Regions from separate parts of the Homo sapiens genome. Here region 2 is linked to region 1. Evidence: chromatin loops called from intact Hi-C (ENCODE). Cell type or tissue: CD4-positive, alpha-beta T cell. All regions are shown on one strand. Each heading gives the region's core, and the rest is flanking DNA. Links, peaks and the distances in the headings are about the cores only.

The links. Peaks named below come from ENCODE experiments on the same cell type or tissue, not always from the same donor. Only the 100,000 strongest peaks of a DNase experiment are listed, where the experiment ranks them.
Region 2: it touches region 1 in a loop (3-fold over the local background); 5 of 110 quality-filtered maps call a loop at or near these places.

The regions. Positions count from the first base shown.
Region 1 is chr3:46,070,382-46,086,050 of GRCh38, forward strand. It overlaps a transcript of XCR1 not described here. Among named protein-coding and RNA genes, the nearest start is that of XCR1, 51 kb to the left of the region's middle. In CD4-positive, alpha-beta T cell, for the core only: CTCF peaks have their summits at 6,401, 6,602, 8,656 (motif pointing left) and 8,855; DNase peaks (open chromatin) are centred at 6,418 and 8,620.
Region 2 is chr3:45,651,643-45,667,311 of GRCh38, forward strand. LIMD1 (LIM domain containing 1) reads left to right here. Exons shown (of 8, transcript NM_014240.3): 3 at 14,008-14,075. Among named protein-coding and RNA genes, the nearest start is that of LIMD1-AS1, 29 kb to the right of the region's middle. In CD4-positive, alpha-beta T cell, for the core only: CTCF peaks have their summits at 5,311 (motif pointing left), 5,515, 8,600 (motif pointing left) and 8,802; DNase peaks (open chromatin) are centred at 5,299 and 8,579; H3K27ac peaks cover 160 bases.

The sequences.
Region 1 (15,669 bases), core at 4,196-12,195:
CTGAAGTCCCTCACTATTATTGTGTTATTGTCCATCTCTTTCTTTAGATCTAGTAATATTTGTTTTATTAATCTGAGTGCTGTGGTGTTGGCTGCATATATATTTAGGATTGTTATATTCTTTTGTTGAATTGATCCCTTTATCATTATATATAATGACCCTTGGGTTTTTTTAAGGTGTGTTTTATCTGATACAACTATAGCTACTCCTGCTTCCTTTTGGTTTCTGTTTGTGTGGAATATCTTTTTCCACCCCTTTACTTTCAGTATATATGTGTCTACCAAAAAGTTGAGTTCCTCGTAAGCAGCATGCAGTTTGATCTTGTTTTTTTAATCCATTATGTCAGTCTTTATCTTGTAAGTGGAACATTTAATCCACTTACATTCAAGGTTAATATTGATATGTGACATTTTGTTCCTGTCATATTGTTAATTGTTATCTAGTTGTTTTATCAATTCTTGGCTTTTTCTTCCTTTGTCTGTTGTCTTTGTGGTTTGGTGGTATTCTGTCATGTTGCCATTTGATTCCTTCCTCTTCCTCCTTTGTGTAATTGTTTTATGAAACCTGTGAGTTTTTATATTCTCATGTGGTTTTATGATGGTGAATACCAACCTTTTGTTTCCATCTTTAGTACTCCTTTGAGCATTTCTTGTACAAAAGAAGAGAGGAGATCCAAATAAACATACTCAGAAATGAAAATGAGACATTGCAACTGATACCACAGAAATACAAAAGATCATTAGAGACTATTATGAACAACTATATAGTCATAAACTAGAAACCTAGAGGAAATGGATAAATTCCTGGAAATATACAGCCTACTGATATTAAACAAGGAAGAAATAGAAATTCTGAACATACAAATAACAAGTAATGAGAATGCATCGATAATAAAAAAAATTGCCAGATTTTTTATTCCAAAAAATCCCAGGCCCAGGTGGCTTTTTTTTAAGTTTCAAAAAAAGGCCAGCACCAGATGGATTCACAGATGAAGTCTGCCAAATGTAAAGAGAAGAACTGTACCAATCTTCCTGATACTGTTCTAAAAAATTGAGGAGGGAATTCACCCTGACTCATTCCACAAAGCCAGTATCACCCTGATACTAAAGACAAGGATACAAGAAGAAAAGAAAACTACAGAGCAACATTCCCCGTGAACATAGATACAAAAATCCTCAACAAAATACTAGCAAATAGAATCCAAGAGCATATCCAAAAGATAATACAGGATGATCAACTGGGTTTTATTCCAAGGATACAAGGATGATTCAACATATGCAAATCAATACATGTGATTCACCACATAAACAGAACTAAGGACATAAGCCATATGATCATCTCAATAGATATAGAAAAACCATCTGATAAAATTCAGCATCACCTCATGATAAAAACACTCAACAAACTAGGCACAGAAGGAACATACCATAAAATAATAAAGCCCCATATATGACAAACCCATAGCCAACCTCATACTGAACGGTGGAAAGTTGAAAGCATTCCCTCCAAGAACTGGAACAAGTCAAGAATGTCCACATTTACCACTCCTATTTAACATAATACTGGAAGTCCTAGCCAGAGGAATGAGGCAAGAGAAACAAATTTTAAAAATCCACATTGGAAAAGAGGTAGTAAAATTATTTCTGCTTGCTGAGGTTATGATCTTATATCTAGAAAATACTAAATCCTTTAGATTTAATAAATGAATTCAGTAAAGTTTCAGGATACAAAATCAACAGACAAAAATCAGTAGCATTTCTATAAACCAATAATGATCAAGCTGAGAACCAAATCAAGACAGCAATCCCATTTACAATAACTAAAATTAAAACAACAACAACAACAAACCACCTTAGGCTGGGTATGGTGGCTCATGCCTGTAATCCCAGCATCTTGGGAGGCTGAGGTGGGCAGATCGCTTGAGCCCAGCAGTTCGAGACCAGCCTGGGCAACATGGTGAAATCCTGTTTCTACAAAAAATACAAAAAATTAGCTGGGCATGGTGGTGCACACCTAGAGTCCCAGTTACTTGGGAGGCTGAGGTGGGAAGATTGCTTGAGTCTGGGAGGCAGACATCGTACCAATGTACTCCAGCTTGGGTGGCTGAGAGGGACCTTGTCTCAGTGAAAATAAAACAAATAAAAACAAAACAAAAAATCCTGGAAATAAATTTAACCAAGGAGGTGAAAGAGCTCTACAAGAAAAGCAGCAAAACACTGATGAAAGAAATTATAGATGACCCAAATAAAAGGACAAATATCTCATGTTCATGGATCAGAAGAATTAATATTGTCAAAATGACCATACTGCCCACAGAAATCTACAGATTCAATGCAATTCCTATCATTAGAAAAATGATGTTGATAATTTATTGGAATTAGAAACAAATTCTAAAATTTGTATGCAACCAAAAAAGAGCCTGAATAGCTAAAGTATTCCTAAGCAAAATGAACAAAGCTGGAGGCATCACATTATCTGAGTTCAAATTATACTACAAGGCTATAGTAACCAAAACAGCATGGTACTAGTATAAAGGTAGACATATAGATCAGTATGACAGAATAGAGAACCCAGAAATAAAACCACATATTTAGAGACAATTGATCTTTGACAGAGCTGACAAAAACACACACTGGGGAAAAGATACCCTGTTCAATAAATGGTGCTGGAAAAATTGAATTGCGATATGCAGAAGAATGAAATTGGAACCATATCTCTCACCACATAAAAAAATCAACTCAAGATAGATTCAAGACTTAAATATAAGACTCAAAACTATAAAAATACTAGAAGAAAACCTAGGAAAAACGAGACATTGGTATAGGCAAAGAATTAATGACTAATATCTCAAAAGTACATATGACAAAGACAAAAATAGACAAGTGGGACTTAGTTAAACTCTTCTGCACACCAAAAGAAATAAATAACAGATGCTGGGTGCAGTGGTTCACATCTATAATCCCAACACTTTGGGAGGCTGAGGCGGGCAGATCACTTGAGGCCTGGAGTTCCAGACCAGCTTGGCCAACATGGCAAAATCCCATCTCTACTAAAATATTAGCTGGGCATGGTGGCACACACCTGTAATCCCAGCTACTTGGGAGGCTGAGGCATGAGAATTGCTTGAAGCCTGAGAGCCGGAGGTTGCAGTGAGCTGAGATCATGCCACTGTACTTCATCCTGAGAGACAGAGTGAGATTCTTAAACAAAAAACAAAAAACAAAAACAACAGAAATAAACAACAGAGTGGACAGAGAGCCTGCAGAATGGGAGAAAATATTTGCGACTTATGCATCTGACAGGGGACTAATATCCAGAATTTACAAGGAATTCAAACAACTCAACAACAACAAAATACAAATAACCCCATTAAAAAGTGGGCAAAGGACATGAATAGACATTTTAAAAGAAGATATACAAATGACCAAAAAGCATATGAAAAAATGCTCATTATTACAAATCATCAGAGAAATGCAGATGAAAACCAGAACATGATACCATCTTACACCAATCAGAATGGCAATTAAAAAAAAAAAACCCAACAGATACTGGTGAAGATGTGAAGAAAAGGGAACTCTTATACATTGTTGGTGGGAATGTAAATTAGTACAACCTCTTTGGAAAATAATATGGAGATTTCTCAAAGAACTAAAAGTAGAACTACCATTGAATCCAGCAACCCCACTACTGGGTATCTACCCAAAGGAAAAGAAAATAGTTATATCAGAGATAACTTGCACATGCATGTTTATCACAGCACAATTTACAATATATATGCAATGGAATTATTATTCAGCCATAAAGCAGCAACACGAATGGAACTGAAGGCCATCTTTTTTTTTTTTTTTTTTTTTTTTTTGAGACAGGGTCTCTTTTCTGTTGCCCAGGCTAGAGTGCAATGGCACAATCATGACTCATTGCAGCCTCAACCCCCAAGGCTCAAGTGATAGAGGTCATTATCTTAAGTAAAACAACTCAGAAACAGAAAGTCAAATACTGCACGTTCTCCTTCATAAGTGGGAGCTAAATAATGTATACACATGGACATAGAATGTGGAGTAATACACACTGGAGACTCAGAAGAACGGGAGGTAGTGGTGGGGGGTGAAGGATGAGAAATTATTTAATGGGTACAATGTACATTATTTGGGTGATAGATACACTAGAAGCCAAGACGTCATCATTATGTAATATATCCATGTAACAATGCAATTGTACCACTTAAATTTATATTTTAAAAAAAATCATAAGGAAGAAAAATATATTTACTATTCATTATGTGGAAGTAGGTCATCATAAAGGCTTTCATCCTCATTGTCTTCACACTGAGTAGGCTAAAGGAGGAAGAGGAAGAGGAGGGGTTGGTCTTACTGTTTCAGGGGTGGCAAAGGTAGACGAAATTTTGGATTTAAGTGGACCTTCCCAGTTTAAACCCATGTTGTTCAAGAATCAACTGTACTGTGAACAACTCTACACACATAAAACTTGTCAACTTAGATGAGATAAACCCACTCTTCAAAAAGCACAGACTACTATAACTCATCTATGAAACAGATAATTTGAATAGCCCTGTAACTACTAAGGACATTGAATTCATAATTAAAATCTCCCAAGAAAAAAATTTCCAGGCCCAGAGAGTTTAACTGGAAACTATTTCAAATATTTAAAGAATAATTAGCACTTTGAAAAGGAATGAAATGGGAAGAATCACTCTACCCAATTTTAAGACTTATTTCATAGCTATAGTAATATGTGATATTGGCAGAGGGACAGACACAAAGATTAATGGAAGAGAGTTAAAAAAACCCAGAAGTAGCCCCACACAAGTATGGCCCACTGGTTTTTGACAGTGGTGCCAAAGCAAGTCAATGAGGGAAGGATAGTCTTTTCAACAAATAGTGCTAGAGCAACTAGATGCTCATAGACCAAAAAAAAAAAAAAAAAAAAAACAACAAAAATCAAAACCAAGAAACCTCAATCTAAACCTTTGACCTTATACACAAATTAACTCAAATTGGATCATTGATATAAATGTAATGGATAAACTATAAAACTTTAAGAAGAAAACATAAGAGAAAATCTTTGAGACCTAAATCTTGGTGAAGAGTTCTTGGACATAACACCAAAAATATAATACATAAAAGAAAGAATAGATAAACTATTAAAATGAAAAACATTTGCCCTGCAAAAGGCCCTGTTAAGACCATCTCCAGAATGGGAGAAAATATTTTCCAACCACATATCAGACAAATAGCTCATGTCTAAAATATATATAGAATCCTCAAAATTCAACATTTAAAAAGAAAACAAAACAAACAAACAAAAAACAACCAATTCAGTTAAAAAATAGGAAATGACTTGAAGAGACATTTCATGGAAGAGGATTTTTCAAATGGCAAATGAGCACATGAAAATATATTCAATGTCACTAGCTACAAGGGAAAGGCAAATTAAGACCATGATAAGATATTATCACATATGTATCATAATAGTTAAAACAGTAAAAATAGTGGCAATACCAAATTCTGACAAGGATGTGGAAAAATCTAGATATCTCATACTTTGCTATCTAGTTTGGGGAATGTAACATGGCATAGCCACTCTGAAAAGAGTATAGCAGCCTCTTAAAAACCAAGCACGCACCATATGTGTTAGTCAGGGTTCTCCAGGAAAAAGAGCCAACAGGATAGATAGTGCTGGCCTGGGCCACCAAGATTTTTTAACAGTCACCTTCCAACCCTGCCCCAAGTGATTCCATGAGCAGCTAAGATTAAGAACCACTGCCCAGGGGAGACTTGGATTTTGTATGCAAAACAATTACTCCATGTGGTCCTACAATTTAGGCAAATTTGAAAGATACCCTTGTCTCTACCATCTGACATACCACCCACACTCAGCACTTGGCCAGCTCTGGGAACCCCTTGTATTCTTCTGGCTTTGAGAGAAATTGTTGAATGTAAGGTATGAGTCCTGCTGAAATCTGGGCCGTTCCTACTTCTTGGCTGAATATTTTGTCTGAGCTGGCCCCACATTGGCTCAAGTAAAGTCTTCAAAATTATTAATATATTTTGTGCCTCAGCTTCCTCAGCTGTAAAATGAGAAAGACACTCATCTTGCAGAGTTGAGTGCTTTAGATGTGATGTTGGTCAATGATTGCCATTTTGTAGAAGCTTAACAAATGGTAGCCATTATTTTGAAAAAAAAAAAAAAAATAGGATATCATTGAAATCAGCAGCAGCAAAGTTAAAAGACAGAATTGTGGCTCCTGTTTAGTTCACATATTTCCCTGGGAAGGAGGAAAGTTTCTATGCTGGGGCATAGAAAACAAGGGGCTATACCTCAATGGTCCCAAACTGACCTTATCAGGTTGGCCTTCTTGATAGTTTCACTTTCCAGATGCTAGAGAAATTTGCTGTGGGCCACTGCCCTCTATTGAAGTAATATTGTCACTTCTGAGGAAAGAATACTTGGACTTGCCATAGGAGAAGTCAAGGATTGCACTTGAATTTCATCTCACTGGGGTAAAGCTGACCCCTGTGTGAGCACTGAGAGAGAAAAGAAACTTTTTATGTGAGGAATACAAACCCCTTTAATATATCCAGCCCAGAAAGGCTTTGGAGTAAAAAGCTGTCACATCTCAGTCCCTGCTTGAGCTAAGTAGTTACCTCTTGAAGCCACTTGCTGTGGGCTCTGGACTAACTGATGCCACGTAGCTATAAAATGCCATATACCATAATCATGGATGCCACAACTCATATCCTCTAGCTCAGGGGTCCTCAACCTCTGGGACGCAGACCAGTTAGGAACTAGGCTGCACAGCAGGAGGTAAGCAGTGGGCAGGCAAGTGAGCAAAACTTTATCTGCTGCTACCCATTTCTAGTATTACCACCGGAGGTCCTCCTCCTGTCAGATCAGCAGCAGTATTAGATTCTCATAGAAGTGCAAACCCTATTGTGAACTGTGCATGCGAGGGACCTAGGTTGCATGCTCCTTACGAAAATCTAATTCCTAATGATCTGCCACTGTCTCCCATCACCTCCAGATGGGACCATCTAGTTGCAGGAAAACAAGCTCAGGGCTCTTACTGATTCTACATTATGGTGAGTCATGTATTTCATTATATATTACAATGTAACAATAATAGAAATAAAGTGCACAATAAATGTAATGCACTTGCTTCATCCCCAAACCATCTCCCCTACTCCTCCTAGGTCTGTGGAAAAATTGTCTTCCATGAAACTCGTCCCTGGTGCCAAAATTTTGGGGACCACTGCTGTAGCTCAACAACATAAAGCCAATCACTAATCAATGTTATTTCTGCAAACCAATGAGAATTCCTGTCAAATAGCTTTGTATCAGTCCACTCCTTGCTCACTTTTTGTCTTTAAAAACCTGCCTGAATGGATGCAGCTGGAGACAATTATTCTAAGTGAATTAACACAGGAACAGAATACCAAATACCGCACGTTCTCACTTATAAGTGAGAGCTAAACATTAGGCACACAGGGACATAAAGCTGGGAACAACACACATTGGGGACTATTAGAGTGGGGAGAGAAGGAAAGGGGCAAAGACTGAAAAACCACCTATTGGGTACCATGGTCGCTACCTGGCTGATGGCATCATTTGTACCCCAAACTTCAGCATCATGCAATATAGCCATGTAACAAACATGCACATGTAACCCCCTGAATCTAAAATAAAAGTTGAAATTATTTTTTAAAAAGCCTGCTCGCAACAAAGGCTGGATGCGGCACTCCCCAAAGCAACTTGGAAGTGTGTCCTGAGCAGCTGGCCTCATGTTGGCTCAAGTAAAGTCTTCAAAATTATGAATATATTTTGTGCCTCATCTTCTTCCTTTGGGGTCAGCATTTTTGGTGCCATGAGAAGGATTCAGAATAACCCCCTTGGCTCTACTATCTGACTTACCTCCCAGACTCAGCGCCTGGCCAGCTCTGGGAACCTCTTGTATTCTGACTTTGAGAGAAATTGTTGAATGTAAGGTATGAGTCCTGCTGAGATCTGGGCCTTTCCCATTTTTTGGTTGAAGGTCTAGATTTTGCCTGAGCTATGTTTTCCGATCCTCCCTTACTAGAATGGGAGTTTTCCATCTGTGCCTAATGGGCAGGAGATTTGGGTTCCAGAAAAGAAAAAGGGTAGGGGGAACAGCGTTTTTTCACCTCTGCCTTGGGGAAGGGAGGTCTGGGTCCAGGCATTGGCAATTTGACATTGGTGGTTTTGCTTTACATAGCACGCTTTTAAAATTGCAGCTGCTTCCTATTGTTTGAAATTCAGACTTGGATGTTTCATCTGTGACCAATTCCTATTAGTTCTAAACTGAAAAGTGCATGAGAGTGAGTTCTCTTGCTATGGAGAAAGGGCAGTTGCTCACTTTGACCAATTGGAGTGCTCTAGGTGACTGGAGACTTTGCAGAGTTTGCAGAGTCTCTGCAGACTTTGCAGAGGTGTCAAGGCTGTTGTCTAGGATATAAAGGACGCTCGTAGGGTATTCCTCACCACAAGAACGTTTTTTAGGGACTCGATCATCTGCATGGGCATAAAATACGGGACTGATCGCTCATACCTTTAGCACTCTGGTGCCACCTGGTGGTTAGAGGCATTCTGAGACAACGTAAGAGAGCAACTCATGACTTTTGGGTGACACCTAGAGGAGCAGTGCTCGTAAGCACCACACTTCCACCCAAACACATCCTGGGCCTTGGTCATTTTTAAGAAGTTCCTAAGTTACGGGAAATCAAGCTTGAAAATCTGAGCGCTCTTTTAAGGGACAACCATTGTTAGAAACACCATCTGGTTTTATGTACAACACTTATGAGACATCCTCTTGTAAATATCTAGGAAAACGGACCCATATAGCCCAGGATGATCATCAACAATGGCCAAAATGTGGGTCTTTTGAAATGCCCAAAATGATTCATTTGTGTGCACAATAGAGAAAAAAGCTGGTTTTAGAACATGAAATAGGATAATTACTTCCAATGGCACCTAGAGTTTTTTTAAGATAAATTCTGAGAAAATTGCCTCAATCCAAGAGGTAAACAAAAAGATCCTAAATCTATTTCTGAATTTAAAAAGACTTTGAAGCCCTCCTCCCTTCCACTTCCAGCTGTTTCTCCTCATCCTACCCCTGCACCTTTATATCCTCTCTTATCTCAAGTCCCCTGTCCTGCCCTTCCTTCCCTCCCACTACCACCTTAGGAAATTCCCTAGAACTTGAACCCCCTCCCTGAAACCCCATTTTGGCAGCCCCTTTTCAGGTAAAACCACAGCAAGAGGTGAGACCACTATTATGTATACCCCTTGGACAAAAACTGAACTGAAGAATATTATAAAAGACTTCCCTGACCTGCTCCAAGATCCCATAGGGTTTGCAGAACAATCTGCTTTAATTGTCCAGACTTATAAGCCCAGATATTCTGACCTTTATCAATTAGTTCACATGCTGGTATGAGAAGGCAGGGCCACTGAATGGCAAAAAAGGCAATCTGGAAAAATCCCTCAGAGGATTTGGAAAAACAAACAGAAGCTGACCATGAGAAGATCCACACTTTAGCCAAGTCTCTCTGTGATGCCATTTCCTGGGTCTTTCCTCAAATGTAGAGTGGAAGATAATTCAACAATATACTCAAAGGCCAGATGAATTTGTGCTTAATTATTTTGAACAGTTAAAAAAAAAACCTTTTAACAATATTCTGGAATGGAATGCCTGATGCTAGCCTCCAAGATCACCTATAATCGTGCCACTGTACTCTGGCCTGGGCAACAGAACAAGTCCTTGTCTCAAAAAAAAAAAAAGAAAAAAAAAGCCAACAAGTCTCCAACCTCTTGGAAGCAGTCCCCAACTGAAATCTCATAAAAATATAAAAATTCCTGGTCATGCCAAATTAGATACTCCAGAGAGCAAAGGCAATCATTTCACTGACAATGCCGCTAAGAATGCAGTCCTGAAGGTTACATCAGACAATAGATACCTTGAAATGTCCTTACAGACTTATTACCCATTTAAAACTTTGGCCAAGCATGGTGGCTCACATCTGTAATCCCAGCTACTTGGGAGGCTGAGGCATGAGAATCTTTTGAACTAGGGAGGCGGAGGTTGCAGTGAGCTGAGATTGTGCCACTGCACTCCAGCCTGAGTGACAAAGCGAGACCCTGTCTCAAAAACAAAAACAACAAAAAACCCCAGCCCCCCTGCCAAACAAACAAACAAGAACTTTATTAGAAGCAGCACAAACAGGAGCTCTCAAGAAGGAAATCGACCTCAGGAAAGATAAAGGAACCAAGTTTTCCCCAGAAACAGGCTTATGATGTGGACTTAATGATAGACCAATCTTTCCCTTAGGGCTTCAATTACCCTTTAAATGATGTGTTTATGAGCTGACTCATTGGAATCCAGATGAAACGACAGCTTGGGGAAAGCAATATTATTGGAAACCATCCCCTCTTGTTTATTCTTGCTGATGGTTTGTCCCAAACATAATCCTGGAAAACTCCTTCATAGGTTACAGGGACATTTTCCTTTACCTTTAGGACCCTTTGATATATGGCAATTGGACTTTATCCAGCTGCCCCTGTCTCAGGGTTATAGATATGTTCTGGTGCTAATTTATGTGTTTTCTCATTGGGATGAAACCTGCCCGTGCCAATGAGCCATGGTCCAAGTAGTAAGAAAATTGTTATTAGAAAAGATAATTCCTTCATGGGGAGTTTCATCTGAGCTCCAGAACGGCCAAGAAACACATTTTACTGGTCAAGTAATTCAATCCATTTGCAACATTTGGCCTATATTCCAATTGTGCTTTTAACCCCCAATCCTCTGGACTGGTGAAACACACCAATGGTATAATAAAAACTCAATGGCCAAACTAATTGAAGTTTTTAACCTCTCCTGGCCAAAGGCTGTCTCATTAGTTCTGCTCAGCCTGTGATCCACACCATTTGGAAAACACCAGCTCTCTCTCTTCAAAATAATAACAGGAAGGCCCACGTGACTAGATGAAGGAACTTATGAACTTGCATTTCTTAAAGGTGATATCCTCCATTACTGCCACAGTCTCAGAATACTTCTTATTAAGAACTCAAAATTAATCAAGAGTTCCTTCTGCAGAGAGCTCTGGGGAGATGAAATCATCAAAAATCATGGCCTGTAACTGGAGATTTCTTTTTTCTTTTTAAAGGTCTCTGATGTCTAATATTTGACAGACCAGTGAAGTAGTTTTGGCATTGCAAGCATTTTTGCCCTTTGTGAATTTCCCACTAGAGTGATTTGCAACTATTCCTTTTCTTTTTTTCTTTTTTTTTTTTAAAAATCTTATTCTAGATTTGGGGATACACATGCAGCTTTGTTATAAGGGCATATTGTGTGATGCCGAGGTTGGGGTGTGGTTGAACCCGTCATTCAGGTAGTGAGCATAGTACCCAATAGTTAGTTTTTCAGCACTTGCCTCCCTGCCTTCCTTTCCCTTCTCATAGTTCCCTGTGTCTCTTGTTTCCGTCTTTATGTTCGTGTGTACCCAATGTTTAGCTCCCACTTACAAGTGAGAATATGTGGAGATTTTGATTACTGGAAAGGATGTCGAATAAAAGATTCCTTCTCACCCAGTGGGAAGGGACCATATCAGGTACTATTGGCCAATCCCTGTGCCACTAAACTTAAAGGCATTGATGCATAGATTCATATTTCTCATTTTAAAAAGACAACCCTACCTGAGGGGACGTCTTTCATCATGGGAGATCTTAGTGGAATTGACTTGCAGTCTTCCTGACCAGAATGGAAAGTAGCTGACATTTGTGGTCACCTGTTTTCACCCAAGATACCAGACCAAGCCTGTATAACTTGTTCTTCATGATTCTAATGCCTACCACACCTGAAATATTTGCTCTCCTTTTTCTATTGACTGGAATACTTATGGCGTTAGGCCTCCATACTGTGAGTATCCTCTCTTGGATAAAATTGTTTTGGTAAAATCATCATATATATATTTATATGTGCATATATACATGCATACACACACACACACACACACATATATTCTCTTAGGATATATGTAAACAAATGCCTATAATCAGGCTCCTTTTTTTTTTTTTTTTTTTTTTCCTTTTTTTAGAGATGGGGTTTTGCTCTGTTGCCCATGCTGGAATGTAGTAACATGATCATAACTCACTGCGGCCTCCAACTCCTGGGCTCAAGCAATCCTCCCGACTCAGCTTCCCGAGTAGCTGGGGCAACAGAAGTGCACCACCACACCCAGCTAATTAAAAAAAAAATTGTAGAGAAGGGTCTTGCTATGTTGACCACACTGGTCTCAAACTCCTGGCCTTAAGTAATTCTCCCACCTCGGCCTCTCAAAGTGCTGGGATTACAGGCATTAGCCACTGCACCTGGCCTAGGTTTCTGTTTTTGCCGTCCCTGATAAATTTGACTGTAGCATGGAGGGATAATTCTCTGATCAGAATCCCACACACCATTGCCACTGCTGGAAATCTGAAGAGATGCTGGGTTTGCTACCCTAAACCAAAAACTACTTTTGACCACAATGACCCACTGGTACATTCTGCCCTAAATTTCACCAGTGTTCATGATAGCACTTGTAACACAACTCAGGGCCACATAAAAGCAAACCTGTTAATCAGGTCTGCCTGACTCATCCTAACCTGTTTGTCCTATGTTTCAATGTAACTCATCAGAATTCTTTTGTCAAAAATCACTGCTGCGTTACTCACTAATGACAGTACTAAAATCCATGATGTTGTTAGAAAATCCAAAGAAAACAGCCCCTCCAGCTATCAGGATCCTGTCTTCTTGCTTTAACATTTCTGACCCATTGATCCAGTAATGCCTCAAAACTGATGTTCTTAAATTATAGTGTACTTATCTGTGCTCCACCAGGATTTATTATAGTCTGTGGAGAAAATCACCAGCCATGGTCCTGTAAGTGTCTAAGAGCATGGAATGTTGAAGGGCAATATGTCTTAGGATATTTCGTTACCCTTCTCTCTATATACAGCTCTGAAGAAACTCAGCACTGGACTAGTTCCCTCAAACTTTTCTCTAGGCATGACTGCAGATCTACCTTAGATGGAGATTCTATTTAGAGAAAATGTGCTAATTATCTGGCTGGCCATCAAGAAGATAGCTCCATGCATTTTTTTTTCTTTGAGAATACTTTTGCCTTTGTTGGATGTAACTTCCCATGAACACATGATCTAAAATCCTTCTAAAACCCTAGGAAACATTGCTGATGAAACTGCTGTCTCCATCACAGCTCAACAAAAAGCTACAGATTTACTGACTAAGGTTGTGCTAGACAATCACATTGCTTTAGATTCTATATTAGCTGAGCAAGGAGGTGGATATGTGGTGGCAAATACCTCTTGTTGTATATACATAAGTATTTCCCATGAAGTAGAAACTCACCTAGGAAAAATCAGGGAAGAAGCTGCTTGACTACAGGTCTCTAAAGAAAAACTGAGATTTAATTTTCTTCAGGAGGTTTTTAGTTGACTCTTAACAGACTAGATTCCTTTTTCATTCTGGCATAAAAATTCTCTTTTTGGTTCTAATCCTATGTGCATTATATATTTCTATTATTCCAATTAATGCTAGATATCTTTCATTGTTTTATTTCTTCTGAGAAAATGAAAATCATGGTATTCCAGAGACTGGCGATGATGGAGCAAACAACAGCAGCTATGTAAGTCAATACTTTGTGGACTCACTTTTGCCATTCTGTATTGTCATCCTGATTCAGCTTTTTGGTGCTCTTAAAATTCCTCACTGAGATGTCTCCACTCCCCCATGTGGGACAGGGCTACCCAGGAATGAGCCTTCCTGGTGACAAGGGACAAGCTGGCACTCAGATTTGTATCATCAGTGCTTTTGAGGAGAAAAATTTGTGATCAAAAGGAAGGAAATGAGAGCAAAAGGAAACTTTTAATCATAGGAATGTGAGCCCTTTTAAATTATCAGTCCCAGAAAAGCATTGGAATGAAAAGCTATCACATCTCATGCCTCCCTTGAGCTAAGTAATTACCTCTTGAAGCCACTTGCTATGTGGACTCTAGACTAACTGATGCCAAGTAGCTATAAAATGCCATGCACTGGACGCCATAACTCATATCCTCCAGCTCAACAATGTAAAGCCAATCCCTAATCAATGTAATTTCTATAAACCAATGAGAATTCCTGCCAACTTTTTATCAGCTCACTCCTTGCTTTCTTTTTGTCTTTAAAAATCCACTTGTACAGATGTAGCTGGAGGCCATTATCCTAGGCGAATTAATGCAGGAAAAGAAAACCAAATACTGAATGTACACGCTTATAAGCAAGAGCTAAACACTGGGCACACAAAGACATAAAGACGGAAACCGTAGACACTGGGGGCTACTAGAGGGTGGAAGAAAGGAGTGGGGTAAGAATTGAACAACTATCTTATTGGGTACTATGCTCACTACCTGGGCGATGGCATCAGTCATACCCCAAACCTCAGCATCTTGCAATATACCCATGTAACAAATGTGCATATGGTACCTCCCGAATCTAAAATAAAAGTTGGATTTTTTTTTTAAAGCCTGAATGCAACAAAAGCTGGATGGAGTACTCCCCAAGGCAACTTGGAAGGGTGTCCTGGGCAGCTGGCCTCACATTGGCTCAAGTAAAGTCTTTAAAATTACATTTTGTGCTCAGCTTCTTCATTTTAGGTGGACAGCACTTGCAGAAAACCTTGCCCCTCTTAAGGAGTTCCTGTAATCATGATAGCTAATACATGGAGCAGCCTATGTCTGCTCTAAGCATTTGACATATATTATTAAAAAAAAAAAAAAAAGGTTCCATCACCGCAAACACAACTCATCACACCGCGAACACAAGAGGCAGGTACTAATGTGATCTACATCTATACAGATTAGGGAACTGAGGCACAAGGAGGCAAGTAACTTGGCCAAAGTCATGCAGCCAGGGAGCATCAAAGCTGGCTTCAGTCTTTATTCCTAACCAGCCTCTTGAATTCCTCTGATGCTTTCGATCTTATCATGACAATTGTTCTGCAGCCTGTATTGTGGTCCAAGTATTTTTTTCTCCATTTTAAACACTTTGAGTTTGCACTCCATCCTGTCTGCCCCTCCCCTTCACAGCAAATTTCTTGAAAGAATAGGCCACGTTCACTCTCCTTCCAGCAGCAAGCCTGCCATCAGTTTTCACTCCCAAGGTCAGGAGTCTGGCCTTGGCCTGGCTCACTGATCTGCCTGTGCACTGTTCCCCAATACTCCCACTCACTTCCATGTCTCAACAATCATGCATAATGCCGGCACCCCCAACCCCATACATTCAGTCCAAACCTCCCTCTTGAGCTACAGATCTACAGTGGTCAACCTTGGTGTAGGGCCTCCTTACTTGGTGTAGTCCTTGGTGTGACAGCAGCATCTGGGAGCTTGTTAGAAATGCAGTTCTGGGCCCAACCCAGACATGCTGAATCAGACTCTGCATTTTAGTAGGACACTCCCCTGACCCAGCAGATTCTTGGGCACAACAGAGTCTGAGCAGTGTGATGTCTTGTGACATAGCAGTTACTGTAATGCTCTCCCATGCCTCTACCTGCTGGTGCACCCATGCCTTAGGTGCTAAGAGTCCTGGCTGCTAACTTCTCATAC
Region 2 (15,669 bases), core at 4,775-12,774, 420 kb before region 1:
TTTTTTTAAGATGGAGTCTTGCCCCCATTGTGCAGGCTGGAGTGTAGTGGCATGATCTCAGCTCAGTGCAACCTCCACCTCCCGGGTTCAAGCGATTCTCCTTCCTCAGCCTTCCAAGTAGCTGGGATTACAGGCATGCACCACATGCCTGGCTAATTTTTGTATTTTTAGTAGAGACAGGGTTTTGCCACGTTGGCCAGGCTGGTCTCAAACTCCTGACCTCAGGTGATCCACCTGCCTCGGCCTCCCAAAGTGCTAGGATTATAGGCGTGAGCCACCGCACCCGGCCTGTTATTTATTTTGAGACAGAGTCTTGCTCTGCTGCCCAGGCTGGAGTGCAATGGTGTGATCTCGGCTCACTGCAACCTCCGCCTCCCAGGTTCCAGCGATTCTCACGGGTCAGCCTCCTAAGTAGCTGGGATTACAGGCATGAGCCACCATGCCTGGCTAATTTTTGTATTTTTAGTAGAGGTGGAGTTTTACTATGTTGGCCAGGCTGATCTCAAACTCCTGTCCTCAAGTGATACGCCTTCCTTGGCCTCCCTAAGTGCTGGCATTACAGGTGAGAGCCACCATGCCCGGCCAGCCAATGTATTGTTTATCTCAGACATTTTGGTTTTCATCTCTAGCAGCTCAGTTTGAGCCTTTTAAATATTTTCCATGTTGCTACTTAACATTTCCAACATATTGAATATAGAAACAATAGCTTTTAATGTCCTTCTCTGCTAATTCTAATATCTGTGTCTGATCGGGGTTGATTTCCATAGATTGATTATTCTCTTCCCTGTGGGTTGTGCTTTCCTGCCTCTTTGCATGCCTGGGAATATTTGATTGGCTGCCAGACATTGTAAACTTTACCTTTTTGAGTCTTGGATATTTTGTATTCTTTCAATCTTCTGAGCATTGTTCTGGGATGCTGTTAAATTATTTAGGAACAGTGATTCTTTCTAGTCTTGCTTTTATGATTTATTAGATGAATTCAAAGCAGAGCTCAGTCTAGGGCTCTATTATTCCTCATTCTCAGGGCTGGTGGGAATAGGCACTGTTTCCAGCTTTTGTGGGTGCCAGGCACTGTTCTTGCGAATCCTGCAGATGTTTGTCCTCTGACTTTGGTTAGTTTCCTCACAGGCAAGAGCTGATCCATGCTCTGCTGAACACTTAACGGAGACCCTCTGCACATCTCTGGGTTGTCTCTGTGTGCAGTATTCTCATCTCTGATCCAGACGATAATAGCCTGGAATAGGGGAAATGGAAAACTAACTATAAGACAAAGACTTTGGAGTGGCACGTGAGAAGAGAATTGGAGCGTGAGGCAGCAGTGCTCAGAACATGGTCCTTGGCCAGCACCAGCAAAGGCCGAGAAAGAGATGAGAACGTTTAGAGACCTTCCTAAGAGTTTGACAGAGTGGCTTTGTGTCAGTTGAATTGGATAATAACTACAGTTGGGGCTTGGATTTTATGTTTCATTTTTCTATATTATTGTATTTTACAAGATAATAAGTCTGACAGATGGAAATTAAAAACAAAAGCCTCCCATACCTAGCCCTTTGCCACAGATAAACTGAGAAGGAAGGAGTGATGTAGGGGATTTGGATGAGGAGGGAGAGAGGGTGGTGGTTATGATTCTTAGCTCTGGTGGGTGTCATTTGAGGAAACGGAAGGTCAGGTAGGGATGCTGGCAACAGTCACACCAGATGCCTGGTATGAGGTGCACTGGGCTGCGTTCCCTACTGTGATCCCACTTTTATCCTTACCAGGGAACCTGAAGGGTTTGGGTGACAGCCAGGGTCTCATTTCAGGGAAGGGGCAAAGGCAAGGTTGGACCCCAAGCCTGAGTGCTTTTCCACTTTGCCCCTTTCTGCTGTGCTCCTTGGCTTACTGAGGCTTGGCAAGCCTGCAAAATCGAGGCTGGATCTCTCCTTCACTTGAGCCAAACCAAATTGATTTGTTTTTAGCAATATCTTTTAAGAGTTAACCTATTCTGGGGCTGGGTGTTGTGGCCTATGCCTCTAATCCTAGCACTTTGGGAGGCTGAGGTAGCCAGATCACCTGAGGTCAGGAATTCAAGACCAACCTGGCCAACATGGTGAAACCCCATCTCTACTAAAAATACAAAAATTACCTGGGAGTGATGGTGCATGCCTGTAGTCCCAGCTACTCAGGAGGCTGAGCCAGGAGGATGGCTTGAATCCAGAAGGCGGAGGTTGCTGTGAGCCAAGATTGCACCACTGCACTCCAGCCTGAGTGACGGAGCAAGACTGTCTCAAAAAAAAAAAAAAAAAAAGAAAAAGAAAAAAAAAAAAGAACCTATTCTAGAAAAGCTATTTGAAGAAGTAGATTGGTTAGAATTTTGTGCGATGATGCAGATATTCTAAAGCTTCCCTAGTCACAAGTGGCCATCAAGTACTCAAGATATACTTGTTCAAGCCCTGGCGCTAAATTTTTGATGTTATCTTAATTGATTTAAACTTACATAAATAACCACATGTGGCTAGTAGCCACCATGGACAGTACAGGTAGAAGTCACTAACTGGGACAGTACAATCAAAACAATCCAAGTGACTACTGATTTTTACTTTCTTTTCTCGGAAACTCTTCTCATTGTTGGGAAACCCTTGCATTTTTACTTCTCAGGGAGATATTTTGGAACTGAAATTTGTGGTGGAGTCTTACCGCCAAGGACCAGTTATGTTTCCAGAATAGGTTATAGCTTATTTCTATTTTATAGGGAAGGAAGAGTGGTGAGTATTATTGCACGTTTTAGTTTTGTCAGATTAAATGGCTGACCTCTCTTTGTGATGTCCTTAACTCTTGTTTCCTTTGTTAAACTACACCGGCTTTATCAGATGCATTTTTCTCTTTTAAACTGAGGATGGCTTGAAGGCAAATATAAAATACTCATTCACGGCCTGCAGGTGGCTCACACCTGTAATCCCAGCACTGTGGGAGGCTGAGGCAGGTGAATAGCTTGAACCCCGGAGTTTGAGACCAGCCTGGGCAACATGGTGAAACCCCGTCTCTACTAAAAATACACACAAAAAATTAGCCAGTCATGGTGGCATCCACGTGTGTTCCCAGCTACTCAAGGCTGAGGTGGGAGGATTGCTCTAGCCCAGGAGGAGATTGCACCACTGCACTCCAGCCTGGGTGACAGAGTAAGACCCTGTCTCAAAAAAAAAAAAAAAAAAAAAAGAAAAAAGAAAAAATTCATTCACTACATCTACAGGAAGTGTCTTTTTGGAGTGGATTCTCTGTGAGTCTGCACATTTATCAGTCAATTTTTTTTTTTTTTTTTAAGACATAGTCTCACTCTGTCACCCAGGCTGGAGTACAATGGTGCAATCTCAGCTCACTGCAACCTCTGCCACCCGGGTTCAAGTGATTCTCCTGCCTCAGCCTCCTGAGTAGCTGGGATTACAGGCTCACGCCACCAGGCCTGGCTAATTTTTGTATTTTTAGTAGAGATGGGGTTTCACCCTGTTGGCCAAGCTGGTGTCGAACTCCTGACCTCAAGTGATCTGCCTACCTCAGCCTCCCAAAGTGCTGGGATTATAGGCATGAGACACCACACTCGGCCTATCAGTCAATATTTTATAAACGGCTGATGTAAATAAAGAAAATAAAGAGCATTTTGACTACTGTCTTCTAAACTGTAAAAATGGTCTATTGAGTATATATTTAGTGTGACGATCATCAGCTATTTCCTAGTGGAGGGAATTCCTTTACTGGAAGCAGGACGATTCTGAAACTAGAATTATAAAGATGTAACACTGACACTCCCACCCCCAGTTTATGTTTGATGCTGATTATTCAGGGATGGTTTAGGTCTTAGCATTTTTGACCAAGATGAACAGCATCAAATGGAAGTGCCAGTTCAGAGACAAGCCTGAGGCATAGTCTGACTTGGTGGTTCTCAAAGTGTGGTCCCTGGACTAGCACCATCAGCATCACTAGGGAACTTAACTAGAAATGCAGAGTCTCGGGCCCCTTCCCACACTTACTAAGTCAGCAGTCTGTGTTTCAACAAACTCACCTGGTGGTTCTGAAGCATGCTAAGGTTTGAGAACCACCTAAGTTTTTGGTGTTTATCCCTCGGCTATTCCATTTTGTCCTCTGTCCTTATTAGCTCTGCCAAAGCCGCAGCAGCTCCCTAGTGTTACGTCTCTACGTATGAGCCGCCATAACAAGTCAGTGAGGACAGTGAAATTTGCCTCTTCAAGGGAGCAGAAGGAAGTTTAATTGGGAATGCCAGGAAATCCATCTACTTCCCTGGAAGGACTGAACGTTTATACCGCCCCCTCACAAATCCTTATGTTGAATCTCTAATCCCAACATGATGGTATTTGGAGGTGGAGTCTTTGGGAGGTGATTAAGTTATGAGAGTGGATACTTCCTGAATGGGATTAGTGTCCTTATAAGAAGAGCTCAGAGATGTAGTTAGTTCCCTTTCCACCATGTGAGAAAACAGCAGGAAGACAGCCATCTGTAAATCAGGAACTGGATCCTCACCAAGAACCTGACCCTACTAGCACCCTGATGTTGGACTTCCAACCTCCAGAGCTGTGAGAAATAAATGTCTATTGTTTAAGCTACTCACTTTATGGTATTTTGTTCTAACAGCCTAAAATGACTAAGACATTCCCCTTAGTCTGAGAGATATTCCTTTTGGAACAGAAAACAAGAGAGACAGTATAGTGTGGTGGAAAGAGTGTTGACTTTGCACAAGAGAGACCTGGGTTCGAATCTCAACTTTTCTATTTAACTTTTAGCTACATAGGTGAATTTAACCTCTTTAGCTTTTGTTTCTCCATCAGAAAAAAAAAAAAAAGCATCAGTAACTCAACCGTAATATAGTAAGTGAGTTTCCTTTTTCTTTTTCTTTCTTTTTTTTTTTGAGACGGAGTCTCACTCTGTCGCCAGGCTGGAGTGCAGTGGTGCAATCTCGGCTCACTGCAACCTCGGCCTCCCGGGTTCAAGCGATTCTCCTGCCTCAGCTTCCTGAGTAGCTGGGATTACAGGCACGCACCACCACACCCAGCTGGTTTTTGTATTTTTAGTAGGGACGGGGTTTCACCATGTTGGCCAGGATGGTCTTGGTCTCCTGACCTCATGATCCGCCCACCTTGGCCTCCCAAAGTGCTGAGATTACAGGCGTGAGCCACCACGCCCAGCCGACAAGTGAGTTTCAACTGCCCAAACGTCAGGGCACATTATTGCAAGATTAATGAAATGACTCAAGCAGGCCTCCAGGGCTGGCTGGCTTGGGGTAAATTGTGCTGCTTCAACCTGTCCTTGTCCTGGCTGTGGTTTGGCACCACCTAGTGGCGGTTGGGTGCTCTAGCTTAAATGTCAATAAGGAGGATTCTGGATCCTGCTCTTGATTGGAACTTTCAGGACAGTGGCAGTGATTCCAGGAATTTTCAGGTTAGTTGGCGTCTGTTTCATTGGCCAAATCTGGGGTGATTCAGCCTGGAGAATACCTTTTCTGCCTCCCTGCTTCTCAGCACCAGGTTGCTTGCTGTTTCCTACCTGGCCTCAGCCTCCTCTCAGCAACCCCCTTTCTCCAAAGATACAAACTTTAGCCTGTCTCCAAGTGGAAGGTTACCTATCAAGTTACATCTAAATGCCTGTCATCACAAGGAGTTTTTACGGAGCTGTTCATGACACTTAAGTGAGACATGAGGCAAGTAAAAGGCCCAGTACCTAGAAAGTGTTTGAATGAAAATTCCCTTTTCCGGCCAGATATGGTAACTCACACCTGTAATCTCAACGCTTTGGGAGGCCAAGGCGGGAGGATTGCTGAGACCAGGAGTTCGAGGCTGCAGTGAGCTATGATTGTACCACTGCACTCCAGCCTGGGCAACAGAGCAAGACGCTGTCTCAAAAAAAAAAAAAAAAAAAAGGAAAAAGAAAGAAAGGCCTGTCCCATTTCCTGGCAGAAGAGAGAAACTGGATTCTGCATATAGGTGTGCATCCAACAAGCATTAAATACTGCTGCATGGCCTCATGGTGCAGTGGAACAAGCACAGTCTTCACAGTCAGACAAATCTGGGTTCCCATCCTGCCCACTTACTACCTGGGTAAGCCTCAATTTCCTTACTTATGAAATGAAAACGATAATGTGTAATTCATAAGTATCATATTTTTACTCCAGAAAGTTAGGAGTAATCCTTGGGTGTGATTTCAAGTGATTCCCAAAAATAATCAATTCCTGTATCCTTGTACTGCTCCATGACATTGACATGTGATGTGTTTTATTTCTGCCCGACTCTTTACTGAACCCTTTCTACGCTCACTGAAACCTGGAGTAGGTGATGGCTTTGAGTAGGAAATGACTTTGTGAGTTTCTTCCGTAAAAGGCATGTGACAGTACAGGGTCAGAAGGTGGAGTGATGCAGTAACCTGTGTGGCAAAGTTTTCAAGCATTTAAAAATATATGTGAAAGCCCTAAACATAGTACTTAGACCACAGAAGACAATCAGTAGATGTTAGGCTTTTCTCCCACTCAGAATACAAACAAATATATTTTGATACACTATCCAGTTTCTAACCTCAGGTGGTCTTTCAAAACCGAAGTGAAAAATGAAGTGTGAGTTCTTCAGAGCAAACTAAGCCCCACCCTCTTAGGTCAGTGGGGGAGTCTCAGTTTTTTAAAATTTGGAATAAAGGAAAATCAGACGTAGTCCCCCAACCCCCTGTACTGGCCTCCTGTGTCCGGACATGGGAATTCTCAGCTGTGGGAACTGGCAGCAAGAGGACTTATCTAGCCAGCTGGGCAATTTTTTAAATGATCAGAGCAATACCTGCTCATTGGTAAATCTTTGGGAAAGTGTAGGAAAGTATATAGAAGCAACCAACTAGGAAATAAACCATCCCCTCCACCATGCAGATTCTTTTTTTTTTTTTTTTTTTTTTTTTTTTTTTTGAGACTGAGTTTTGCTCATGTTGCTCATTGCAGGCTGGAGTGCAATGGTGTGATCTCAGCTCACCACAATCTCCACTCCTTGGGTTCAAGTGATTCTCCTGCCTCAGCCTCCTGAGTAGCTGGGACTACAGGCATGCACCACCATGCCTGGCTAATTTTGTATTTTTAGTAGAGAGGGGGCTTTTCCATGTTGGTCAGACTGGTCTTGAACTCCCGACTTCAGGCGATCTGCCCGCCTTGGCCTCTCAAAGTGCTAGGATTACAGGCATGAGCCACCGTGCCTGGCCTCACCATGCAGATTCTAAATATGTCCACTCAGAGGCGTTGCCACTCATGGGCAGATTTCCTTTCCAGTCTTTTTTTCTTTGAATTTCTTTATATAGTTGAGATGCACAATTTTTAAATCTTGCTTTTTACTTTTCACATTATAACATAAGGGTTTTCTTTTAAGATTAAAAGTATTTTTTCATATTATACATATTTCTAGAAAAATTTAATATAGAAATATGTGAAGTAAAGTGAAATTTCTCTCTAATACCATCTGTCACTGTACCTAATACTAGAAAGAAAATTTAAAATATTAAAGTATATAAAGTAGAAAGTGATGTTTCACTGTTATACTTCTACCAGTGTTACCCACTGTTTGTTTTTTTCCCTTTTGCATATCAGTGGTATCTGCAAATTACTGAAATGGAATTGTACTATAAATACACTTGTCAAGTTTGCTTTTTTCACTTGTTAATATATTTTCAGTCTGGGTGCAGTAGTTCACACCTGTAATCCTGAGATGGGCTGATCACTTGAGCCCAGGAGTTGTTGACTAGCCTTAGACAACATGGCGAAACACTGTCTCTACAAAAAAATACAAAAATTAGGCAGTTGTGGTGGTGCACACCTGTAGCCCTATCTACTCAGGAGGCCGAGGTGGGAGGATTCCTTGAGCCTGGGAGGCTGAGGCTGCAGATTGCACCACTGCACTCCAGCCTGGGTGACAGAGTCAGGCTCCATCTCAAAAAAACCCCAAACATATATATATGCTATCCCCAAACATATATATATGCTATATATAAGCATTTTCCAATATGACTAAAACACTATTTAAATGACATTTTAAATAGCTATGTAACATTTCATCATTTATATGTACTCTGGTTTATATAACCATTCCTCTAAGGCTGCCAGTTTGGATCTAAGTAAATATTTATTCACTTTTTAAAATTCTTTCCCAAAGCTAAGTCTCAGATAACCTCACTGAGTCAGAGATAAACATTTTAAAGTTTCCCTTCCAGGGAGAGTTTATCATCTTACACTCTCAGCAGTAGCTTATGAAAATATACAGTGACAACAATCACAAACACTTAAAAAATCTTTGTTGATCTCCTGGATGAAAAAGCTTTCGTTTAATTTGTTTCTTAACACTAGAGGGTTCAGTGCTTCTGCATGTTCAATGATCTTCCTCTGTGATTTTTGGAATAGAGGTGATCTTCGCCCTATTACACAAAACGTTGATTTCCAGCTCAGATTCCTTAGAACTTGCTAACCCCATTCCTGGAACCAAAGTGCTGTTTGCTGTGTTCTCCATACATTGGATCAGAAGCCTAAGCTCTGGAAGTCCTGCGCCGTTTCCTGGTGGCCTCCTAGCTCCCTCTAGGGGCCCCATCCGCAACTGCAGCCCCACCTTCTTTCCTCTCTTGAGGAATGAGTTTACCCTGCGGGAATTCCGAGAAGGAAGAGGCGAAAGTGGGGAGCTCCACAAGTAAAGATTTGGACTTTGTGATCAGACAGTGTGTGAATAGTTTTGCTTACTGGTTGAGCAAGCTTCTCTTAGGTGGGCTGTCTTTTTTTTTTTTTTTTTTTTTTTTTCCCGAGACGGAGTCTCTCTCTGTCATAAAGGCTAGAGTGCAATGGCGCGATCTTAGCTTCCTGCAGCCTCCGCCTCCCAGGTTCAAGCGATTCTCCTACCGCGGCCTCCCAAGTAGCTAGGATTATAGGCGCGTGCCACCATGCCAAGCTAATTTTTGTATTTTTAGTGGAGATGAGGTTTCGCCATGTTGGCCAGGCTGGTCTCGAACTCGTGATCTCAAGTGGTCCAACAGCCTCAGCCTCCCAGAGTGCTGGGATCACAGGCGTGAGCCACCGCGCCCGGCCAGGTGGGCTGTTTGTGTTCCTCGTCACCTTGTTCCTGGGGAGGGACAGAGGGCAGCAGATCAGCTGTCACCCAGGTAGGTGTCCGACGTGGGAAAAGTATGGGAAAGATACTCTAGTTAGTTCTCATTTTCTTTTCTAAAACTTCGAGTTCTCTGGAGTCCCTTTATAGAGAGAAAGTTTAAGTAACTGAAATTAATTTCCATGGCTGTCAAGGGGGTTCTGATGATGATCCCTGAGATCACCCAGCTGTAGGTAGACATTCTTGGTACCTTAGTTTAGCAGAGTCAGAAAATACTGCGAACGTTCAAGGATGGGGACCTTCTAGAAGAGAGGGCAACAGTAACTTTGAGGGGAGGACAAGAGAGCAGCTTTGGAGACCTAAAGAGTTGTGGCCTTCTATGTAAGTCCTATTATCCCTTCCATGCACCCCCACCCACATTCCCCTACTCCATTAAACTTTGTTTCAGGTTATAAAAATAATGCATAATTATTGCAGGAAAAAATGGTAATTGAAAATCACCTATTTCTTACACTCAAAGATAATGACTTAAAATTTGGTGTACATCTTATGTGTATGAGTGTACACATAATTTTGTCATCATATATGTGAGTGTGTTCATAACTGTAACCCACATACTTATATACTTCCTTTAAAATATTTTAAGTATTTTTCCCTGTCAATAAATATTTTTTTGAAAACACAATCTTTTTATGGCTGCATAATATTCCAACATGTATATGGGTTATCATTTAATAGGAATTGGACATTTGATGCTCATTTTTAGCAAGCTATTATAAATCTGAGATGACGATTTCTGGAACTAGGATAAATTCCTGAAATAGAATTTTTGGGGAGAAAATATCTGAACTTTGTAAATTCTACTGACATTTAATACAAATTTCTCTCCTAAGAGCTTGTTTTAGCTTCTGCTATCCCTTGCAGAGTGTGAACAAGTATCTGTTTGTCTGTGTCATTACTAACACTGGGGTTATCATTCTTTTTAAGCTTTGCTAGTCTGATAGGTAAAGCATAGGGTTTTTTGTTGTTGTTTGTTTTTGGAGAGACAGAGTCTCACTCTATTGCCCAGGCTGGCGTGCACAGACGTGATCTCAGCTCACTGCAGTCTCAACCTCTAGGCACAAGTGATCCTCCTAGCTCAGCCTCCTAAGTAGCTGGGACTACAGGCGTGCCCCACTACACCTAGCTAACTTTTTTATTATTTGTAGAGATGGGATCTTGCTGTGTTGCCTAGGCTGGTCTTGAGCTCCTGGGTTCAAGTGATCCTCCCACCTTGGCCTCCCAAAGTGTTGGAATTACAGGTGTGAGCCACTGTGCCTGGCAGCAATATTTTTTAAATCATGAGGAAAGCTAAAGATTTTATTTTATAGTTATTGATCATTCATACTTATTTTGTGGTTTGTCTGCCTATTCTTTACCCATTTTTTATATAGGACTGTTACTTGAGTTATTTTCATATTAGAGTTACATCCTTTTCTGTCATACAGTATAGATGTTTGCTCTAGTTTGTTATTGCCTTTTCGTTTACGGTGTTTCACCTAAGTGTGTGTGTGTGTGTGTGTGTGTGCGCGTGTAAAACCTACTGGAAGGTACTATGGGAAATAATCCTTATTTACCTGTCACCCAGAATGCACAGACATTTTTACATTATAGTTTTGGTTTGATATTTTTTATAAAGGAAATTAAATATATAAAAATTGTGTGTGTATTTTAAAACCTACTGGAAAGTACTATAGGAAATAATCCTTATTTACCTATCACCCAGAATGCACAGACATTTTTACATTGTAGCTTTGATTCTGTATTTTTATAAAGGAAATAAAATATTATATAAAAATTGGAATCATCTTGATTCCTTTTCCCATCCTCTCCCTTCCTTCCCTAGGGCAGCTGCCATTATGAATTGAAATTTTCCTACTGTTACCATATATACTATTGTCAATAAAAAACATACAGTACTAGTTTACAGTACTAGTTTGTGGCCGGGCATGGTGGCTCACACCTGTAATCCCAGCACTTTGGGAGGCCGAGGTGGGTGGATCACCTGAGGTCAGGAGTTCGAGACCAGCCTGGCCACCATCTCTACTAAAAATACAAAAATTAGCCGGGTATGGTGGTGAGTGCCTGTAATCCCAGTTGCTTGGGAGGCTGAGGCAGGAGAATCACTTGAACCTGGGAGGCAGAGGCTGCAGTGAACCAAGATCGTGCCACTGCACTCCAGCCTGGGCGACACAGCGAGACTCCGTCTCAAAAAAAAAAAACAAAACAGTACTAGTTTGTGTATGTGTGTGTGCGCACTCTCAAACTTACACATATACGATCATTGGTATATCTTCAGGCATTTTGCCTTATTTGCACTGGTGTTCAGTTCAATTAATAATGATATGCATAGATCTAGCCCTTTCATTTTGACTGCTGTCTGGTATTACATCCAGTAAATACAGCTCCAGTTTCTTCGTCTATTTATCAATTCTCATATCTAGTGAACACTGAAGACGCTTCTAGTTTTTCCATAACAACGTTGCCGTGAACATCCATACATGTCTGTCCTCATGCATGTTTGGGTAATCTTCTCAAGGGGCAACCTTAGAAGTGTGTTGTGGATTATGTGTATTTTCAGATCTATTGGCCCTTGACAAATTGTTCCCAAGTAGTCATCCCAGTTGATGATACTCCCACCAGTGTGAAAGGGCTCCTCTTGTCCCACACCTTCCAAGACATGCTATTAGATTTAGTAATTTTTGCCAATCTATGAAAGTGAGATAGAATCTCATTGTGGTTTTAGTTTGCATTATCCTGATTGTTGATAGGATAGAACATCTTTTTATTATAGATATTGGGGTTATGATTAATAATCCTGGTTATTCCTAAGGTATAACAGGTTTTCTATTCTATGCACTTTCTCTTCCTGCCCTTTGCTCATTTCCCCATTGGATTATTTATCTTTTTCTTATTAATTGGTGTTCTTTGTGTCTTAGGTACTAATACTATTTTAATTTATTTTATTTATTTATTTTTGAGACAGAGTCTTGCTCTGTTGCCCAGTCTTGACTCACTGCAATCTCCACCTCCTGGGTTCAAGTGATTCTTCTGCCTCAGACTCCCAAGTAGTGCGTGGCACCATGCCTGGCTAATTTTTTTTTTTTTTTTTTTTGAGACAGAGTCTCCCTCTGTCACCCAGGCTGGAGTGCAGTGGCATGATCTCGGCTCACTGCAACCTCCGCCTCCTAGGTGCAGGCGATTCTCCTGCCTCAGTCTCCCAAGTAGCTGGGGTTACAGGTGCATGCCACCATGCCCAGCTCTTTTTTGTATTTTTAGTAGAGATGGGGTTTCACCATATTGGCCAGGCTGATCTCGAACTCCTGACCTCAGGTGATCCACCTGCCTCAGCCTCCCAAAGTGCTGGCACTACAGGCTTGAGCCACTGTGCCCGGCCAATTTTTGTACCTTTTGTAGAGACAAAGTTTCACCATGTTGGCCAGGCTGGTCCCAAACTCCTGACCTCAAGTGATCCTCCCGTGTCAGCCTCCCAAAATGCTGGGACTACAGACGTGAACAACTGTGCCCGGCCAGATACTAATAGCATTTTATATGTGCTTTGGCCATCTTCTGATCCATGGCTTACTCTTCCTTTTTTCTTTAACTCAACATGTACTGCACTCTGTTAGAGTATTGCCAAAGCTTCCCCTCCAAGTATGAAGCTGACTTAGCTATATCTTCAAGGAATGTAGCATATACTCAGAGTATTAAAAAGTCCTACAGGAACCTACAGGAGGGCTGGGGGAAACATTCAGACAACACTAGATCTGGTAGCAACGACCACCACAGCAAAGAAGATGGATTTGTAGTTAAAGTTACTTCCTTTTTTATGCCTTTTCCGCTGCGTTGATGCTTTCAGGGTCCTCTCTGAGGTCTGAGGAATGTTCTTTGACAGTCTTGTCGCTATCTGCCTTGCGCTGCTTTGCCTCCTGTGGGCGTCACCAGGCGAGGGCAGCCAGTGTTCGTCTGGCGGGTTTCTCTGTATCTCGGGCACTGTTTGTGACAATGATGATTTTACTTTCATTTTGTGGGCTGGCCCCAAAGGGCTTGGTTTAACTTTTTGCAGAGAGTTCATTCAGTTTCTGAAACCCCCACATTGCCTGTTGAGTATGTGTTGAGCCTAGCACTGGAAATGCCCTCAGATCTGTGAATACTGCCAAGTAGGGGATCCCGGGACACCCTCTGCTGACCTTGAGCTCACAGCCCCATTGTGTTTTCCATAAGAGATGAGAGGGACTGATAAAGGATGTTTACCTGTGTTAGCCTTATGGAAGCAAGAGTTCCATCCAAGGAATCAGGGTGCTTTGAACTTTTCCCACTCCCGCCTACTCGTTTTAGGTCAAGAGAAACAAAAATATCCTTCCAACAATGTGTGTTTTCTACAGTTTAGGTGAGAAAAAGATAGGAAAATAATAGTTAACCAATGTATAGGACTCTCCTGATAGGCGGTCACAATGGTCCTGGAGCATATGTCCAAGGTGACTGTCATAAATGCCTGTGGGAAACTGCATCTTCACAAGAGACTGTTGCTTGGATGCCCCCTTGTGTTGCCTCTGCTGTCCTGCCACCAAATGCTTTGCTGGCATCTTTCCAAGCAGATAGGAGGTGCTGGAAGGTGAGCGTAGGATGACTTCCAAGTCAGCCCTTGAGTCTTTTTGCCAAATAGCACCTGCCAGGGCACCCTTCCTCCCGGCCTCAGCCTGCCTGCCTCTCGCCGAGGGCCACGGCATCTTTTAGGAACTGGAAAGTGTCATTGACAGTTGGCGGTTTTTACGTGTTTATTTCTGCCTAAAGATTTTGCTTTTCACTTTTCACTTTTTCCACTGCATATTAAAATTTTTCTTTTTTTACCCTGTGTTTGTGATTTTTTCCTTAGGCCGGAAGCTGAGAGGAAAAGCCTTTTATTTTGTCAACGGCAAAGTGTTTTGTGAAGAAGACTTCCTGGTGAGTGTGTCACCGAAGCCTCCCCTTGCATGTCCTGGCCAGAGTCAGAGGGCAGGGGCCTGGGGGGACCTGGGCCAGCGTGTAGGGAAGCTGCACTGCTGGAGAGAGGGGCCCTGCCTTTCCTTCTGTAGATACTTGGGGGTGGCCATGTTCCTGAGGCCAATGGCAAACCACACAGCTTTGTACTTTGAAGGAACTGTGGGGTCACTTGGCTATCCTCTTGCTGCTTTCTGCAGTTCTGCCTCTTCCACCACCCTGGACTCCTCCTCTTAGACCACTGGACTGGGACCTGGGCTCTCTTCTTCTCATCCCACTCTCTCTGGGGATCTAGCTTCTCCCATGGACTGGAAGTCCATCCATGTGCCAGTGGCTCCCAGACCTGAGCTCTAGCCCTGCCGCACCTCTGAGGCCAGCTGCTGGCATCCCACTGGCCCCTGGGCTGTGTCCCAACCCCTCACGTACCAGCCCCTCACCATATTTCTGTGAAGCAGAAAAATCTTACCTTGCCTTGGGTCCTGATCTGTGAGAATTGCCTCCTAGGTTTGTCCTCAACCCCACCTCCTTGAACGCAGCCAGGCGTTGAACTCTGTGCTGCCATGTCTTCCACAATTCTGCCTCCGTTCATACCTCCGGCATGGCTCAGCCAGGCTAGCTTAACGGCCTCCGCACACCCGCATCAAGAGGCCTTATAGGGCATAAACCTGGCCTGCTTGGTCCCAGCATGTGCAGGGTACAAAGCACACTCAGAAGCTCTCCGAGGTCTGGAATCCCCAGCTGCCCACACCTATGCAACCTCATGCCTTCGTGCCTTTGCTTGGGCCATTTCCCCTGCTTGCAATGTCTTGCCCCTTTATTTTCCCAGATCCCCCCAACAGCCTTCCTGTCCCTCCTGCACCCACAATGGAGGAGCTCTTCTGTGCTGCCACCATGCCCAGGGCCTGCCCTGGCAGGGCTGTGGGCTGTTAGCCCTGAGCAGTATGTCTGCTTACAAGTCTCTCCTCCATTGACTGAAAGCTTCCAGGATAGAAAGAACATGCGTCTTCACCTTCACACCTGCAGATTCTAACAAGATGCCATGCAGACTGGGTGCTTGGTAGTTGGTGGTTGAAATGACTCTGTCATCTCAGGGATGAGGAATGTGAGATGCAGAGATGGGCTCAGGGCCAGCTTCTCCCTGCCTTCCCTTGAGAAAAGCTCTATTTGGTTTTCACTGAAAAGTTGATTCATTATGATTCCTGTTGGCCAGAAACAGACTAGCAAACCCAAACGGGCTTAAGTAAAAAGGAAATTATTCCAGCAGTGCCTCAGGAGTCATTTTCTCCACAGTTTTTGGCCGTGTATCTCAGTGTTAGCTTCAGTCTCAGGTCCTATGTGATGGCCAGATGTTGGGAGGACCCCAGAGTTTACATTCTCTCAGTTTCACATCCGATGGGCAAGAGTGCCAGTCCCTCCTTCGGAATCCTCCACAGACGTCTGATGGAGTCTCATTGGCTCTTACTGGGCCACATGCCCACGCCTGGAAAAAGTAACAGTGCTGGAGGAATGCAAGGCTCTGATGGGCCAGATCTGTCAATGCCCTGCCTGGGCCCTGGCA